Regions from separate parts of the Homo sapiens genome. Here all the other regions are linked to region 1. Evidence: chromatin contacts called from ENCODE Hi-C or POLR2A ChIA-PET data. All regions are on one chromosome and are shown on one strand. Each heading gives the region's core, a stretch centred on a gene start or an enhancer-like site at or near the end of the contact. The rest is flanking DNA. Distances are from core to core; before and after follow the strand shown. Region 1 overlaps LINC01619 (long intergenic non-protein coding RNA 1619). Region 2 has its middle 87 kb from the start of LINC02397. Region 3 holds the start of PLEKHG7 (pleckstrin homology and RhoGEF domain containing G7).

The links. Hi-C counts contacts between places; a loop is a spot of excess contacts on that map. ChIA-PET counts read pairs that join two places held with the same protein, here RNA polymerase II (POLR2A). Pooled maps may share reads with other maps.
Region 2: a pooled map shows a loop between it and region 1 (4-fold over the local background). The contact joins two enhancer-like sites. A Hi-C loop is called at or near these places in 1 of 168 maps with a recorded cell type or tissue (sigmoid colon), 13 of 37 single-sample maps with no recorded cell type and 9 of 50 pooled maps. POLR2A ChIA-PET finds 5 or more read pairs at or near these places in 2 of 52 experiments (CD4-positive, alpha-beta memory T cell and T-cell).
Region 3: a map with no recorded cell type shows a loop between it and region 1 (10-fold over the local background). The contact joins the promoter of PLEKHG7 here to the enhancer-like site in region 1. A Hi-C loop is called at or near these places in 3 of 37 single-sample maps with no recorded cell type and 3 of 50 pooled maps.

What each region holds. Positions count from the first base shown.
Region 1 is chr12:92,033,567-92,036,266 of GRCh38, reverse strand. The region is part of intron 1 of LINC01619 (long intergenic non-protein coding RNA 1619); the gene reads left to right. Among named protein-coding and RNA genes, the nearest start is that of LINC01619, 110 kb to the left of the region's middle. RefSeq lists enhancers at 967-1,276, 1,000-1,294. Within about 2 kb of position 1,251, at least 27 of the 41 ENCODE cell types and tissues checked have a DNase peak (open chromatin) inside an H3K27ac peak, as active enhancers do; they include sigmoid colon, where a contact is called at or near this core.
Region 2 is chr12:92,552,192-92,554,891 of GRCh38, reverse strand. No RefSeq gene overlaps it. Among named protein-coding and RNA genes, the nearest start is that of LINC02397, 87 kb to the right of the region's middle. RefSeq lists enhancers at 1,252-1,441, 2,571-2,700. Within about 2 kb of position 1,376, at least 19 of the 41 ENCODE cell types and tissues checked have a DNase peak (open chromatin) inside an H3K27ac peak, as active enhancers do; they include sigmoid colon, where a contact is called at or near this core.
Region 3 is chr12:92,701,677-92,704,376 of GRCh38, reverse strand. It overlaps PLEKHG7 (pleckstrin homology and RhoGEF domain containing G7), which reads right to left and starts at 1,388. Exons shown (of 17, transcript NM_001377329.1): 1 at 1,245-1,388. RefSeq lists an enhancer at 1,188-1,247.

The sequences.
Region 1 (2,700 bases), core at 2-2,501:
GATTGAATTTGCCATCGTGAGGTCTTCTGGGCCAGTAAACGATTTCCCTTATTTTTCTGCACAGAAACAAGGATGAGGGCGAGTTGTCAGTGTAAGCATTTGTATGTCATAAGTTGTCAGACATCATGCATTTGGTGGATGATTTGCTAGGTCATCTCAGAGAGATCATTTAATCTTCTTGTGTTTTAGTTGTTTACATCTGTGAAAGCATAATTACACATATGGGGCTTCCAAGGAAAGTTTTATTAGTGAAAATATGTAAGGTGTATTAATTTGAGGGGCTTTTGCAAAAGAGCTTTGCATCACTTTTTGCTAGACAAAGTGTCATCTTGAGGCGGTATAGAAATTCGATGGCAAGATAGTCTGAGAAAAAGTGCTTGCCAAGGAAATATCAGATCTGAAGGAAGGGAGGGGTCATTCCTGGTATTCCATGCATTTGGAGGTGACTTCTGACAGGGCTTGTTGGTACAGTATTTTCTCTGAGAGAAAAACTGAAATCATAAGAACACCATTTGGGAGCCCAAATTCAATGTATCCACAATTAAAAAAGACAAATTCTTATATGCTCAGCTTCAGATTATGAATTACCAATAACATCTTGATGGTTTTGTTCTTTTGCTTTGAGGGGACTTTGGTGCTGAAAACACTCAAAACTCTGCTTTTCACAGGCAGCACGTAAACAACAGCAAACCTGGAAGATGTTAGTCCTTCAAGATGTGCAGGTTAGCACACTCTGGTTTCATTGTACTCTCTTATGATCCAGTAGCCTCAGATCCCCCAGACCAGGTATACTTTTATAAATACATACAGAACCAATCAATATTTATTTTTGGGTCACTAAAACTATTCTAGCAAATTCCTTAATAAGGTCTCTAGATGAAAATACATCTGAAACCAAAGAATAGTTTTGCTTTCACAACTTCCAGTTCCGATATTTTAAAACACTGATTTAAACCTTTTCATATGTAACAAGTGAGACTCGGGGGGGAACCCTGTATTTCACCTTGCTGCTTACCCACTCTCTTTCTCCTCCTTCCTCCACCCCCTTGAAACTGCAAGCATGAATTCTGTTGCTTTCATCTGTGTGAATTTCCCGTTGGCAGTGCCCCAACTCTCGGAATCATTCTGTTTCCCCCAAGGGAATCAGCAGATGTTCCTTGTGTGATTGATGTACCGTGTGCTGTTCGGCTTTGCCTGGGCTTGTCCACGTGTCCTCCAAAAATGTAAACAGAGGCGCTGCAACTGTGCCTCAAAGTGGCAGGCAGGGCGGCAAGTCGGTAACAAAACCAAACAAATGCAGGAAATGTTGCTCCTTCCTGCAGTATGTGCAGGAGGGTGGCTCTCTCATGATACAGTTCTAGCTGTAGTATCTGAACAAGGTGGGTTCTATGGTGTAAAAAGTCACTTGTTAAGTGCTGTGACAATTTGTCAATCTGTGTTACTTCACACTGAAAAAATTCCCAGCAATGTCATTTCTGCCAGTATCACGGGAAATAGTTATGTAGTTAAAGTTTTAAAAGCTAAGTTCACTGCATATTGTTTATAATAGTTCAAAAGTGGGATGGAATTAAATGTGTAACAAGAATTTGGTTAAAAAAATCATGATATGTGTCTGTTTATATCTCTTCCAGATATATCTATTTTTACCATTTAAAATGAGGGTGTAAAACAGTGGCCTTAAAAATTTTTGATTGTGGGCACCCTTGGGGAGCTCAATAAAAGCTGTGAACCATCTCCCTAGAAAAATCTCCATATGCTCAACATTTTCATGTAATATAAAGAGATTTAAACAGGAACCTGTCTATCACTCAAAGGTTAAGAACTCCTAGTATTAAGAATTTAGTAGAAATAATATTTAATAATTTAGATATATGGAGTAGTGGAACAAGCAAGTTATAAAAGTATGATTCAGCCAGGTGCAATGGTTCATACCTGTAATCCCAGCACTTTGGTTGGCCAAGGCGAGAGGATCACTTGAGCCCAGGAGTTTGATAACAGCCTGGGCAGACTCTGTCTCTACTAAAAAAAAAGAACTAGGTGTGGTGGCAGCATGCACCTGTAGTCCCACATACTCTGGAGGCTGAAGTGGGAGGATTGCTTGAGCCCAGAAGTTCAAGGCTGCAGGAAGCCACTGCACTCCAGTCTGAGAAACAGAGCCAGCCCCGTGCCTCAAAAAAAATAAATAAATAAAAATAAAAAAAAGACTATGATCACATTTTTGTAAAAATAACCCCACCATATATAGTTAAAAAAAAGGGGTGGGGGCTTTGAAAAGCTGAACATTTAGATGCTAATGATGGCTTCTCTGGGGATGATAAGTTTTCTCTGCAAGTCTTCTTTTCTCTTTCCCTTCCTCCCTCCCTCCTTTCTTCTTCTCTTTCTTCATTCATGTCTCCCTCTCTCCCTTCTTCTCCTTGTTTTCCCTTATTTGTATCTTCTAACTTTTCTACAATTAAACAAAAACTACCTTTATGAAAAGAAATATGTCATGTAAGTTTGTTTTAATTAAACAAAAATGCTGTAATCAGCTTTGGCAAGTATGTTAGAACATCTGGGGACATTTCCAGCACCCCTCTTCATTCACCGCATGGTGAAACACTAGGAAGAAGTCACATTAGAATGAAGGGACACTATTTCTGAGTGAGACATGGTTAGGGCCATATAAAAAGAAAGCAGTTAGATAGATATATTTTCAACATA
Region 2 (2,700 bases), core at 127-2,626, 520 kb before region 1:
TCACTTCTATACTTTGCTATTTACAGCACACCATTTTTATAAACACAGCATTTAGGCCAGAAAAGGAAGTCCATTTGGCCTATACAGCTCTTATATCAAGAGAAAAATTTCTCCCAAATTTTCTCATCATTCTGAATGAACTAAGGTCCTCAAAAAGTGCACACTCAGTTCTCTTGTTGGAGACAAGATTTATAAACAGTTTATGCACCACACATTTAGTTTTGCCACAGTGGCAGCAGCAGGATAAATAAAACTAGGCCTTTTTGTTCAGTGATTTAAAATGTAAGAAAATGAATGTGCACTTGCATTGTTATAGGGGAGGAAGGAGAACGTCATTCCTGAAGAGTGCTGAGCAAAGTTTCATTTCCTAAGCTCAAATCCCTTTGCTCCTCTTTTGGAAAGCCCATAACTCCCCTTGGGAGATATAATTTTTCTTGTGGAGTAAGGAAAAAGAACTAAGACTTACTCTCATTAGAGAAGCTGGAAGTCTTGGTTCCTGGTTTTCATTATTTTGGGTTTCTGTTTGAAGATGTGTAATCTTGGAAAACATTTAATGGTGACCTTGGGACTTTCTGCTTGAAGTTTTCAAATGATCCAGATGACCATGTGAGACAGAAATCCTCTCTTTAAGGAGCATTTTAGGAAGACAATAGGACTTAATGTCAGAGCCTGGGAGTTGAGTCTTGTCACCATTATACTTATTGTGTGGGTTTTAGCAAGTCACAGAAGTCATCCTACAGGACGGTGAAGAGCCGATGAATCTGGTGTTTGGTGATTGCCAGGCACTTTGACAATAGTGATTATTGATCATTGTTCTGATTATCATCGTTTTTACTCTCCTGGTAGATTTATTCTTTGGGGGAACTTGTTTTCCCCAACAGACTTACTTATTTGAGGTTTTTGTACCATTCTTATTTTGGAGGAGAATGTTCTAGTTACTGAATTCAATATAACAAACATTTAAATTTTAAAATAAAGAAGATTACGTATTAGAAGGGGTTAACAAGATAGGTTGGTATTAACTTAATCTCACATAAATTGAGGAAAGAAGCAGGAAGAAAGTGCATGCCATGAGTTAACAAAGACTATGTAGCATGAATTCTGTCAGGGAGAACCATGGAAAAGACTCCGTGGGGAAGTGGTGGCAGAGAAAAGAGCTCTGTTACCTGCACAGGGGTGAGACAGGCTGGAAAGGCCCTGGCCAGGAAGTAGACCGACCTCCTGTGAAGGGGCAGGCACAGGACACGTAGGGGTCAGGCAGGAAGTCCAGACCAGCACGTACAATATGCCTCTGGTAAGTGTGGCAGTGGCCAGCATGGGATTTTCCAGCATAGCTGTCAGCATCAGAGACCGAGAGCAGAAGGAAGGGCAAGTTTCCACAAGCCCAGTGACAGGAGCACGGGAGTGAGTGATAATAACAGCTTCTGGCAGCCAGGCAGTAGCTAATCAGGACCAGAAAATCTGGCATGAGTAGCAGGGTCTCAGAAAGCTCCCCCACCACTATCTTCTACCCCTACACACACACACACACACACACACACACACACACACACACACGTCTCCACTCTCTCTTCTGTTATAACTATTTATTGAGCAAAGGCTCTAAAATCAGAATGCCTGTTTGAGTTCTGGTTCCACCATGGAATGGCTGTGTGTCCTTGGAAGAGTTCCTCAAACCCTCTGTAGCATGGGTCTGCTGACTATGTAGGGCTCTCCAGCATCGCCGTGTTGTGAACGGGAGGGGTAATCATGTGTAGGAGTTGTGTGCCAGAGTCTGGCCCATAATACATGCTCAACAAATAGGTTGAACAGGAATGAAACTAAGAGATCAGTCTTAGAGCCAAATCTGGGCTCACACATGAGAATCAAGATGGCTCTCACAACAGAGATGTAACGTGGAGCAATGGCAAGCCTTGGCTAGTCGTGGATCTCAGAGGGTGGAGTTGGTTACCTTGACATCTCTTTTGTCTGAATTGGGGTTCATTCTATAGATTGGCATAGGGTTGGGCTTCAGATGAGGGTCAAGGAGAGGGATGCAGCATCTAGAGGCCTGGCAGGTACACAGTCCCATAGCGGGTAGGAGTGCAACAGAACAGCATTCTGGGGTGGTGGCAGGGGCTGCAACAGGGTAAAAAACACATAGGCAGGCTGGAAAGTCAGATGATAAAGGCTGAGGAGTGAGTGGGTCACTAGAAGGTAAAAACAGCCATCCAATCATCTCCAAGAAGTCCTGAGGTCAAATTCCAGAGAGTTGGAGGTTGGCCAAAAAGATAAGCAGGATTGAGTGAGGACTCTTGGGAAGCAGGCAGACTTGAGTAGGCTGTTGGTTTAGAAATAGATGGTGGTAGTGAGGGAGAAATTAAATAAACAAGCATGATTTGTGGTACAAGTTACAGAAGAGAAAGGAAGACAGGGATCAAGTGCTGGTGTGGAGTTATTTATGGAATGAAGGAATAATGATTCTTTGATCACATTAGTAGTTAATGTTTGAGTATAGATAGGTGGAGGAAGGTTGCAGGAGGGAGGAAGTGTTCCTCTCCCAAAAAGGGAGGGTGAAGATCTAGAGAAATAAAGAGGTAGAAAAGGGAGAAATGAGGAAGGCTTTCTCTGATGGCCTCATTCTCAGTGAAGAATGACACAAAGTCATTCTGGAGGGGGCAGGGGAGGTGCAAGGTGGAGGCCTGAGGAAAAGGTGTCAGA
Region 3 (2,700 bases), core at 139-2,638, 670 kb before region 1:
AAAATAAGGTACATTGTTGCTACATGGAGAGGCCAGTTCCTCATTCTCCCAACAAACAAATGCTGAGCTGAGCATCAAATCTATAGGTACTTTCTTTCTTTTTTTTTTTCTTTTTAGAGATGGAGTCTGGCTCTGTCGCCCAGGCTGAGTGCAGAGGTGTGATCATATCGCACTGTAACCTCAAACTCCTAGCCTCACAGAATCCTCATGCTGCAGTGCTCCTGAGTAGTTGGGGCTATGGATGCTTACCACCCCACCCAGCTAATTTTGAATCAATAGGTACTTTCACACATACATACAATCAGGGCCGTTCTATTATTTTTCTCCTTTAGAAGACTGTCCAAGTTCTAGGCAGCAACAATGTTAAAGGAATTCAGTATATTTGCATAGGCACTTGCATAATAGTTAGATCAGATTTCTTAGTCTTTGGGTTTCCCCTCTGTCCTTCTGGCCTTTTCCTCTCCTCTTTTGAGGGGTTAGGATACGGCTTTGGGTTTCCTTTGTAGTCGTTCAGACACAGGGGTGTAGCTGCTGGTAGGAAGTTATTTATGGCCAATAGGATTCACATCGGTAAGAATTATTTATTAGCCACTGTCTTAAATATTGGAACCAAGGCAATAGTAACTGCCGACATGATGCACTGCGGAAATGGAGAAACTTTAAAAACAGCAGGGCTTAGGGAGGTGGTTTGCAGAAAGGCAGGAAGAGCTCAAGCACCAGAAGAAATGGGTCTGGTTTCTCTTCCAGTATCACCGCCAATTGGCTGTGTGACCTAGGACAAGCCACTTCTCCTCTGCCAACTGCCATGCAGCATTTACCAAGAGGACATCAAAGAACCTCCCTCACAGGCCTGTTGCAGAAATTAAATGAGATAATGGCTAAGGCTCCTGGGAAGCTTTCCCTAAATGACTACACCCAGTGGATCTGGTAGAATCAAAAGTTAACAAGTCAATCCATTCATGCTAACTCTTCTTTATGTTTAAAAGAGGAAATTAATACATGGTCACCATAAAGAAAATTCACCAACCTTTGACCTTCCAAGCTTTGAGAATCCAGCAAACACCCACCCACACTGTTGGGGAAGCCATCTCACTGTACTAGAAATGAAACCATTGCAGGTTAATGATTCACTAATTCTAATGAGACCTGGAGAGATCAGCAAAACAAGCGAAACTGATAGCAATAGGACAAAAGGAAAGTGCAAGAGAGAAACCCAGAAAGCAGCTGAATGTTGCCTTTAATACCTGTAAGATGGTCTGTCCCTGAAGGCAACTGCACCCAGGTGGGTCCCGAGGCTCCTCAGAACCCGCAGATCCAGAGTGAGCTGCCAGGCGAGGGCTCGGAGCAACAAGTTCCACACCTGTAACAATGCGTCCTCCTGGCTGAGTGAAAGCAACCTTGCTACCAGCTGCAATGAGGAACTGGTCTCTCCCCTCCTTAGAGACATTTCCAGTTATTTGTTTATGAAAAAGCCTAAAGGGAAGCCAGCTCAGAATCTAAGGCAGCCTAAGAACAAGTCAGGTAAACAACGGCTGATCAAATACAGAAATGATGCAAATGTAACTTTTTACTTCCTCTTGAGGCATTCAACAAATCATCACTCATAGTTCAGTGAAGCAGTTCTAGGTTTCTATTTCATTTATTTTCTCTAAGGTTGTGAGATGCATTCTTTGGGACTCTACTTTCTTCACATCATAAAACATTTTGTGTTGATCTATTTTATTAATGACTTGCTTTGATAAGCATTGAATAGTAGAGGAAATGATTAGAGCACCAGGGAGTGAATTTGTGAACATTAGTTTTCAAATAATTAAAATGCAAATGGAAGAGCATTTATATCTACCAGTATTCTCATTAGATCAGTACCCCAAAGAATATTTATTTGATGCCTAGGTGGAGATAATGCATATGTATGCAGCATTAAACAAAAATGTCTATAGACTTTCCCAAAACAAAGTTGAAGTAATTCTAATGAAGTCTAATTCACTGAAGTTTTCATTGATTGGACTCATTACAGATACTTACTGTGAAGGTTCCCTGAGGTCGGTAGTTCTTAAAGTAGGGTCCCTGGACCAGCAGTATCACTATGACTTGAGAACTTGTTAGAAAGGAAAAATCTTCCCCCTCCATGCTCTCCAACCCCTGGAACTCTGGGATGGGGTCAGAAGTCCGTGGTTTTTTTTTGAGACAGGGTCTCACTCTGTCACTCAGGCTGGAGTGCAGTGGCACGATCTCAGCTCACTGCAACCTCCACCTCCTGGGTTCAAGCGATTCTCCTACCTCAGCTTCCTGTGTAGCTGAGATTACAGGTGCACACCACCAGGGCCCGGCTAACTTTTGTATTTTTAGTACAGACGGGGTTTCACCATATTGGCCAGGCTGTCCGAACTCCTGACCTCAGGTGGTCCACCCACTTCGGCCTCCCAAAGTGCTGGGATTACAGGTGTGAGCCACTGTGCCCAGCCAGAAGTCTGTGTTTAACAAGACTTCCAGGTGATTCTTACATGGGTTAAAATTTGAGAACCACTGCCCTTAGAGGAAAAGAAAAAAAGGTCTAACTTATAGATGTTGGCCTTGTGATAAACTTTATATTAGTCTTTAATTCTCTCATATTGATCTTACTAGAACATCATTTACTTAGAACTTTGAAAAATGACTTGATCTCCTGCCCTCACCACCATTGCCAACATTACCATGACT